2 separate regions of the Homo sapiens genome follow, and region 1 is linked to region 2. The links are chromatin contacts, found by Hi-C or POLR2A ChIA-PET in ENCODE. All regions are on one chromosome and are shown on one strand. The core of a region is the stretch at or near the end of the contact, and the rest is flanking DNA. Distances in the headings are between cores, read along the strand shown. Region 1 has its middle 23 kb from the start of AMZ2. Region 2 has its middle 68 kb from the start of GNA13.

Evidence for each region. A loop is a pair of places that touch in the nucleus more often than their neighbours do. ChIA-PET counts read pairs that join two places held with the same protein, here RNA polymerase II (POLR2A). Pooled maps may share reads with other maps.
Region 1: a loop to region 2 is called in a map of heart right ventricle, with 22 times the contacts of the local background. The contact joins two enhancer-like sites. A Hi-C loop is called at or near these places in 9 of 168 maps with a recorded cell type or tissue (CD4-positive, alpha-beta T cell, GM11168, GM12878 and 6 more), 4 of 37 single-sample maps with no recorded cell type and 7 of 50 pooled maps. POLR2A ChIA-PET finds 5 or more read pairs at or near these places in 4 of 52 experiments (CD4-positive, alpha-beta memory T cell, OCI-LY7, activated CD4-positive, alpha-beta memory T cell and 1 more).

The regions. Positions count from the first base shown.
Region 1 is chr17:68,223,222-68,227,163 of GRCh38, reverse strand. It overlaps a transcript of AMZ2 not described here. Among named protein-coding and RNA genes, the nearest start is that of AMZ2, 23 kb to the left of the region's middle. Within about 2 kb of position 1,928, at least 4 of the 41 ENCODE cell types and tissues checked have a DNase peak (open chromatin) inside an H3K27ac peak, as active enhancers do; they include OCI-LY7 and natural killer cell, where a contact is called at or near this core.
Region 2 is chr17:64,986,382-64,990,621 of GRCh38, reverse strand. No RefSeq gene overlaps it. Among named protein-coding and RNA genes, the nearest start is that of GNA13, 68 kb to the left of the region's middle. RefSeq lists an enhancer at 4,190-4,239. Within about 2 kb of position 1,321, at least 22 of the 41 ENCODE cell types and tissues checked have a DNase peak (open chromatin) inside an H3K27ac peak, as active enhancers do; they include OCI-LY7 and natural killer cell, where a contact is called at or near this core.

The DNA.
Region 1 (3,942 bases), core at 679-3,178, 3.2 Mb before region 2:
ACCAGTGGGAACATTTCACCATTCTGCCACTCTGTCCCCAGCTATGAACATAGATTCCTAAAAATGTTATTATGTACACAAGGGTTCCAGTTCTGGTAAAGGAATTAGGGCCTCCCTCTCTCGGTGCCCGAAGCCATAGAAGTTATTATGTATAACAACAGCAGTTCAAAATCCCAACTCAGCCACGGGGTGATGGCAGGTTAGCTTGTGCTCCTCCCTCCTAACCCTGCTGTGCCACAGGGCAGCAAACTGGGACCCTAGGAAGTGGCAGCTTGCTCCAAGTCTTAAGGCTGGTCCCCTGATGTTAGAGCCAGAATCAGAAGCCAGTTCAGAATTTCCCCACCCAGCACACAGAGTACATTTTAGGAGTAAATTAGGCAGCTGAAATGTGAAAAGAAATGGGGACTTGGTCACATGATCCTTGCTATTGAAGACAGTCCCAAGACCACTGTCCAGAATTAAACTCTAAAATCAAATGTATTTTCCAAACACATGCATGATGCCTGCCCTCCACCAGAGGTGGGAGGTGGCCAGGCAAGCCAGACTGGGTGCCACCTAAGTCACTGGAGATCAGGGGAGGACACTTGACCAGAATAGGTCCATTGGCTGACAGGTGGCCCATGAGGACTCCCTCCAATGGGGCAAACTATTGAATCCATCAGACTGGCTCCCTGCAGTGGGCTGGACAATTTGTAGAGGACTGGACAACAGAGAAAGAGACGCAGGGGCTGGGGGGCAGGAGAGAAGAACCTGTTGCCAGAGCAGCCTTGCATCCTGGCAGCTTTCCCTCCTCACTCTTCGTCCTGAAGGAAGCCTCCCTGGGTTCTCCATTCTAACCACGTTAGAGTCAGCCTCTCACGTAACTCTTAAGGCACAAAACAGAGTCAAATGTACATAGTAGGCAGGTCTTCTCCCAGTCCTTTTGCTTGGCATCTTTTCGTTCAGATTCCTGCAGTTTTGACTCCTTTGTGAAGTGATACACTTACGAATGCCTTACTGAATTAATTTTGCTGCCTGTCACTCTAGCAAATCCACTTCGGGCCAGTCGGATTTGCCAGGGTTTGTTCTCCTCCTTACGGGTCCGGCAGGGCTCCCGGGCGAGCCAGCTTCAGGCAGAGACCACAGCACGTCCCCCTTTTCATACTCCAAAAGCCAAAAGAAGATGGGGTTGGGGCGAGGCAATCTGGGACCCCATTTTCTATTAATCTTGCCTTAATTACATGCTGAAAAATGAACATTAAGGCTGGGTGCAGTGGCTCATGCTATAATCCCAGCACTTTGGGAGGCCAAGGTGGGTGGATCACTTGAGGCCAGGAGTTCGAGACCGGCCTGGACAACATGGTGAAATTTCATCTTTACTAAAAAATATAAAAATGAGCTGGGCATGGTGGTGGGCACCTGTAATCCCAGCTACTTGGGAGGCTGAGGCTTGGACCTGGGAGGCGGAGGTTATGGTGAGCCGAGATTACACCACTGCACTCCAGCCTGGGCAACAGAGTGAGACTCTATCTCAAAAAATAAAAAAAAGAAAAGAAAAGAATATTAAAATTCTCACCATTGAGGAATGTTTACTATGTGCCTGAACACAATGCTAACTTTAAAAAATAGCTATTGCTCTTCGGCTTGAGTCACAGAGGGAAAAAGAAAAAAATTAAAAATCAAAATACACAGCTATTGTGTGTTTTCCTATAGTAAAAATAGAGGAGAGCTGAATTCTGTTGGGTATGGAGTTAATAATAATTTACACCTGTGGTGCTCAGCCAACCACACGGGTGGGGTGCTTGTGAATTTTACTTACAGATCCTATTAATATAAGGCTGAACTTCTCCATTTCCACCCTCCCACTTCAACCACCATCAACACGACTGCTCTCTCAGGGGACTTTTAGCTCCTCTATCACTGCAGGGTGGCAAAGGTGATGCTACAGCCCGTCAATTTCACACACTGGTTTCCAGTTTTGTTTTTGTTTTTTTAAGACAGAGTGTCACCTTTCACCCAAGCTGGAGTGCAGTGGTTCCATCCTGGCTCACTGCAACCTCCACCTCCCAAGTTCAAGCAATTCTCCTGCCTCAGCCTCCTGAGTAGCTGGGATTACAGGTGCACGCCAGCATGCCCAGCTAATTTTTGTGTGTGTGTGTTTTTTTTTTTAGTAGAAACGGGGTTTCACCATGGTAGCCAGGCTGGTCTCGAACTCCCGACCTCAGGTGATCCACCCGCCTCCGCCTCCCAAAATGCTGGGATTACAGGTGTGAGCCACCACGCCCAGCCTGGTTTCCAGTTTCTTTGGGGGGAAACTGCCAAAGCAAAAACCCAAATGAAACAAAGAGGATGATAGATAGAGAGGAAAGAAGGCAGGCAAAAAAAAGGGAGTGAAAAAGAAGCAGATAAAAATAAAAATAGCTGCCCCTCAGCCCGGGCAACATAGGAAGACCCCAACTCTAAGAAAATTTAAAAAAATTAACCAGATGTTGTCGCACGCCTCTGTAGTCCTAACTCCTGGGGAGGCTGAGACTGGAAGATTACTTGAGCCCAGCAGGCTGCAGTGAGCTATGACTGCACCAGTGTACACCAGCCTGGGCAACAGAGTGAGACCCTGTCTCTAGGGAAAAAAAAAAAAAAAAGCTACCCCCAATTCCTATCCCATGCCTGGCACTGCAGCAGTTTCTGCATTTGATGTTTAACAATAAACTGAAACTGCCGCATAGGTGTTATAGGTAAGGCAAGCAACACGCAGAGAGGCTGGCATTTGCCTAAGGCCACACAGCTCAGTAAACACAGAAGCCTGGATTTGAATCCAAGTCCCTCTTATGGTAAAGCCCATGTTCTTGTTTACCGATCACAGAAGCACCCTACTCTCATTCCTTAAAGAATCTTACAAAATAAAAGAAAAATGCAGCACAGCAATTCTCTAGAAAATCCATTAGCGGGCACAGTGGCTCACGCCTGTAATCCCAGCATTTTGGGAGGCTGAGGCTGGCAGATCACCTGAGGTCAGGAGTTCGAGACCGGCCTGGCCAACATGGCAAAACCCCGTCTCTACTAAAAATAGAGAAATTACCAGCCTGGCCAACATAGTGAAACCCCATCTCTACTAAAAATACAAAAAATTAGCCGGGTGTGGTGGCGGGCGCCTGTAGTCCCAGCTACTCGGGAGGCTGAGGCAGGAGAATGGCGTGAACCCGGGAGGCAGAGCTTGCAGTGAGCTGAGATGGTGCCACTGCACTCCAGCCTGGGCGACAGAGCGAGACTCCGTTTCAAAAAAAAATATATATATATATAAATTAGCTGGGTGTGGTGGTGCACGCCTGTAATCCCAGCTACTCAGGAGGCCAAGGCAGGAGAATCACTTGAAACCAGGAGGCAGAAGTTGCAGTGAGCGAAGATCACACCACTGCACTCCAGCCTGGGTGACAGAGCGTGACTCCGTCTCAAAACAAACAAACAAACAACAAAAAAATTAGCCAGGCATGGTGGCAGGCACCTGTAATCCCAGCTACTTGGGAGGCCAAGGCAGGAGAATCACTTGAACCCGAGAGGCAGAGGTTGCATTGAGCTGAGATCGTGCCACTGCACTCCAGCCTGGGCAACAAGAGAGAAACTCCATCTCAAAAAAGAAAAAAAGAAAAGAAAATCCATTAGTTAGAATTGAAGGCTTGAGTGAAAAAAATGTAGTGAGTTATGTCTTATGCTGGAATCAGCAGTTTGGATCTCTTGTACTGTTGAGCAAAAAGGCCATTAAAGAAATGGAGCACAGTAAGGCTGGCAAGAAAGCGCTGCCCCGCAGGGCTTCATTATAATGAGGCCACGAGGGGCTTCTGGCTGAGATGAAAGATCTTGATGTCATGGATCCAGCATAACTCAGTCCTTCATGCCTTCTGGTGTGGACTCTACTCAAGCCCAGTCTTCGAAACTGACTATGTTTACAACCTTTCCCCAATGAGG
Region 2 (4,240 bases), core at 72-2,571:
TTGTCTTCCCGTGCCTCCCGGGAGTGAAGGTACTATCTATGAACCTATGTCCCCAGCCCTCTGAAGGTGACGATTCAATACAAAGCCATTGGGGTTTTTCTACATCATTGTCTCTATGAGCTTGGATGATATGAGGCTGATCCATTCTTTGATTCTTTTTTTTTTTTTTTGAGACAGGATCTTGCTCTGTTGCCCAGGCTGGAGTGCAGTGGCATGATCTTGGCTTACCGCAGCCTCGTTCTCCTGGGCCAGGTGATCCTCCCACTTCAGCCTCCTAAGTAGCTGGGACCACAGGTGCATGCCACCACACCTGCTTAAGCTGATCCATTCTTGCTGTGCTGGGTCACCCCCAGGTGACACTCAATGTCAGTTAGTTGTGTTTTATTCCAACAACTACACTTTGTTTTTCTGGATCGCTGCTACAGCAAATGGCAGATTCCATTTCTTCAGGATATAAATGCACAATAAGAACAAGTAGCGACCAGGCTCAGTGGCTCACACTTGTAATCCCAGCACTTTGGGAGGCCAAGGTAGGCAGATCACCTGAGGTCAGGAGTTTGAGACCAGCCTGACCACATGGAAAAACCCTGTCTCTACTAAAAATACAAAATTAACTGGGCATGGTGGTGCACTTTGGGAGGCTGAGGGGGGTGGATCACTGGAGTCCAGGAACTCAAGACCAGACTGGGCAACATAGCAAGACTCCATCTCTAAAAAAAAAAATTAAGATTAACCAGGGTGTGGTGGCATATGCCTGTAGTCCCAGCTACGTGGAGGCTGGGGTGAAAGGATTGCCTGAACCCAGGAGGTCAAGGCGGCAGTGAGCTGTGAGAGCACAGCCTGGGCAACAGAATGTCACCTTGTCTCTAAAAAAACACAAAAACCAAAACAAAACAACTCACTGCATTATTTTAAAAAAAACATATGTATCTTATGGGCCGGGTGCGGTGGCTCATGCCTGTAATCCCAGCACTTTGGGAGGCCGAGGTGGGAGGACTGCTTGAGCTCAGGAATTCAAGGCCAGCCTGGATAATATAGTGAGACATCTATACTACAATTCAAAACAAGAATAAAAAAATTAGCTCGGCATGGTGGCACACACCTATAGTCTTAGCTGCTCAGAGGGCTGAGGTGGAAAGAATGCTTGAGCCCAGGAGGTCAAGGATAAAGTGAGCCCTGATTGTGCCACTGCACTTCACAGAGTGAAGAGTGGGTGACAGAGTGAGACCCTGTCTCAAAAAAAAAAAAATAGCTAGGTAGATAGATGTATCTGCAAATGATTCTTAGGAGCAGCCCAGGCCTAGAGAGTTAAACCACCCATAGTGACTCACATCAACAGGCTCTTTTGTCAGAGGGCATTTCCATAATTAGAACTTGTGACCAACAAGTCCAGCCACGAGGATATATCACAAGTACTTGTCTCCAGCGCTGGTTTCTTAGCAAAAAAAGAACCTGTTAAATGTCAGGGCTTTGTGTTTTTGCCTTTGGGCTTTTGCCATGCCTGGTTATTGGGCACCTTCTGGTAATAAACAGTTAGTTGAAAGGAGCTGTTCCCATGTCTTATTTAATTCTCTCATTAAGCCTGTGGGCCAGAGGTTCTTATTGTTCATACCCCTGGATAAACACACTGAGTCCCAGGGAGGTAAAGTGCCTTGGCCGAGTGCCACCCAGGAGCTGGTGGTGCCTCAGCTGAACCCAAGTCCACGGACCGTGGAGTTCGCGCCCTCTCACTGTGGCACACGGGCCTGAGCCTCAGGAACACTGCAAAGTAGGTTGGCTTCCCCCTTACGGAGCCCCTACCCGGGACAGCCTCAATCCCTCAGGGCCCCTCTGTGCCCAGGTGCCTGCTTGGCTGACTGGGCAGCCTGGAGAGAACAGTGACCCAGAAATGCAAGAGGAGAGTTTCCAGGAGGACAGAACACTGGTGCTATCAGGTGCCAGGAGCAGCGTGTGCCACGCATGGCCCTGCTCTGCTGTGGCTTTGTGTTTTTGGTACATGCTGTGCCCTCAGCCTGGGCTGCCCTGGACTGGCCGTCCCTACCCCTCCAAGACTTAGCCCAAAATCATACTTTTTTTTTTTTTTTTTGAGATAGGGTCTCACTCGGTCCACCAGGCTGGAATGCAGTGGCACAATCTCGGCTCACTACAACCTCCACCTCCCAGGTTCAAGAAATTATCCTGCCTCAGACTCCCGAGTAGCTGGGATTATAGGTGCCCGCCACCATGCCTGGCTGATTTTTGTATTTTTAGTAGAGACACGGTTTTGCTATGTTGGCCAGGGTGGTCTCGAACTCCTGACCTCAGATGATCCATCCGCCTCGGCCTCCTAAAGTGCTGGGATTACAGGCGTGAGCCACTGCGCCTGGTTTCCAAAATATTACTCTTTTCCCCAGAATGGAAATACAATTATTATTCAAAATATAAGAGTAATCTTGGCCAGGCACAGTGGCTCACGCCTGTAATCCCAACACTTTGGGAGGCTGAGGCAGGTGGATCACGAGGTCAGGAGTTTGAGACCAGCTTGGCCAATGTAGTGAAACCTCGTCCCTACTAAAAATACAAAAAATTAGCTGGGCGTGGTGGTGGGCGCCTGTAACCTCAGCTACTTGGGAAGCTGAGGCGAGAGAATCGCTTGAAGCCGGGAGGTGGAGGTTGCAGTGAGCCAAGATCGTGCCACTCTACTCCAGCCTGGGCGACAGTGTGAGACTCTGTCTCAAAAAAAAAAAAGAAAAAAAGAGTAATCTTAAAAAATAAAAATATATGTTTTAAAACTTTTTATATATACATGTAAAATGTATATGCATATTATATATATGTTCAAATGTGTGAATGTATTTTTGTATTTATAAACACTTAAACTAAAATATGTAAATTTATGTATAAAACTATAAAATATGAACATGATATTATACTATGTATATATTTTGTAACCCTCATTTTCACTCACTACAAAATAAATGTATTTTATATGGTAAGTATAGATTTACCTAATTTTTTCAAGGTAAATAGTTTAAAAAATATAAAACTAGTAAATGCTCATTGCAAAAACAAATTGCTAAAAAATATCAAGAAGAAAGTAAACAGCACAAAAAGCCCTCCTTCTAAAGACAACCATTATTAACATTTTGGCAAACATCCTTTTTTTTTTTTTTTTGAGATGGAGTCTCGCTCTGTCACCCAGGCTGGAGTGCAGTGGTGAGATCTCGGCTCACTGCAACCTCCGCCTCCCTGGCTCAAGCGATTTTCCTGCCTCAGCCTCTGGAGTAGCTGGGATTACAGGCATGCACCACCACATCCAGCTAATTTTTTTTATTTTTATTTTAGTAGAGACGGAGTTTCACCATGTTGGCCAGGCTGGTCTCAAACTCCTGACCTCAAGTGATCCGCCCACCTCAGCCCCAAAAAGGTTGGGATTACAGGCGTGAGCCACCGTGCCCGGCCCAAACATCTTTTTTTACACACATATACACCCATATTTTTATATCAATAGTCTCAAATTATATATACACTGTTTTGGGACTTTTAAAAAAATTTCAGCAAGACCTTGTGGACATCCTTCCATGATAATACGCAGAGCATGAGATTATTCTTTTAAATGATTACATAATATTTTATTGTGAGAGCATAACTTTATTGAATTTATTTATAAACACTAGTGGCGAGCATCCATTTTTCAGCTTTTCACAATTAAAAACAACACTGTGATGAGCCATCCTTATATATGGATTCTTTCTGGAATAAGAAATAAATGGACTGAAAAATTAGAATGTACAATTCTAGAGGTCCCACGTTGTCAAATTATGTTCAGAAATGTGCACCGCGAAAAAGTCTAAAAGTTCAGCCAAGATTCACATGGGTCATTTCTGGGCAAAAGGACCAGGCATGATTTTGTTGTTCTTCCTATTCTTCTGTCCTCCTCAGCTTTTCTATTCTAAGTGTGTCCTTCGTTATGCTGATGCAAGTTGGCAATTTTACATTGCACAAGAATATATGGTTTTAATCCACGCAAGTGTCGCCTCTGACGATGCTCTCTTTCCAGTTCCTCCTGCACCACACTTGCTCTCATCATCTGCTACAGGGGAGGGACCTGCTAGCCCTGTGCCTAAGTTAGCACCAGCAGGAACCCACAGGTGTTCAGTGGGGAGTCGCTGACTGCCTTGGAGAAGCGTATTTGAGACAAGCTGTTAATGGCTCACGGTCCTAGGGTAACCCCCTCGGCTGGCACCTGCATTTAGGACAG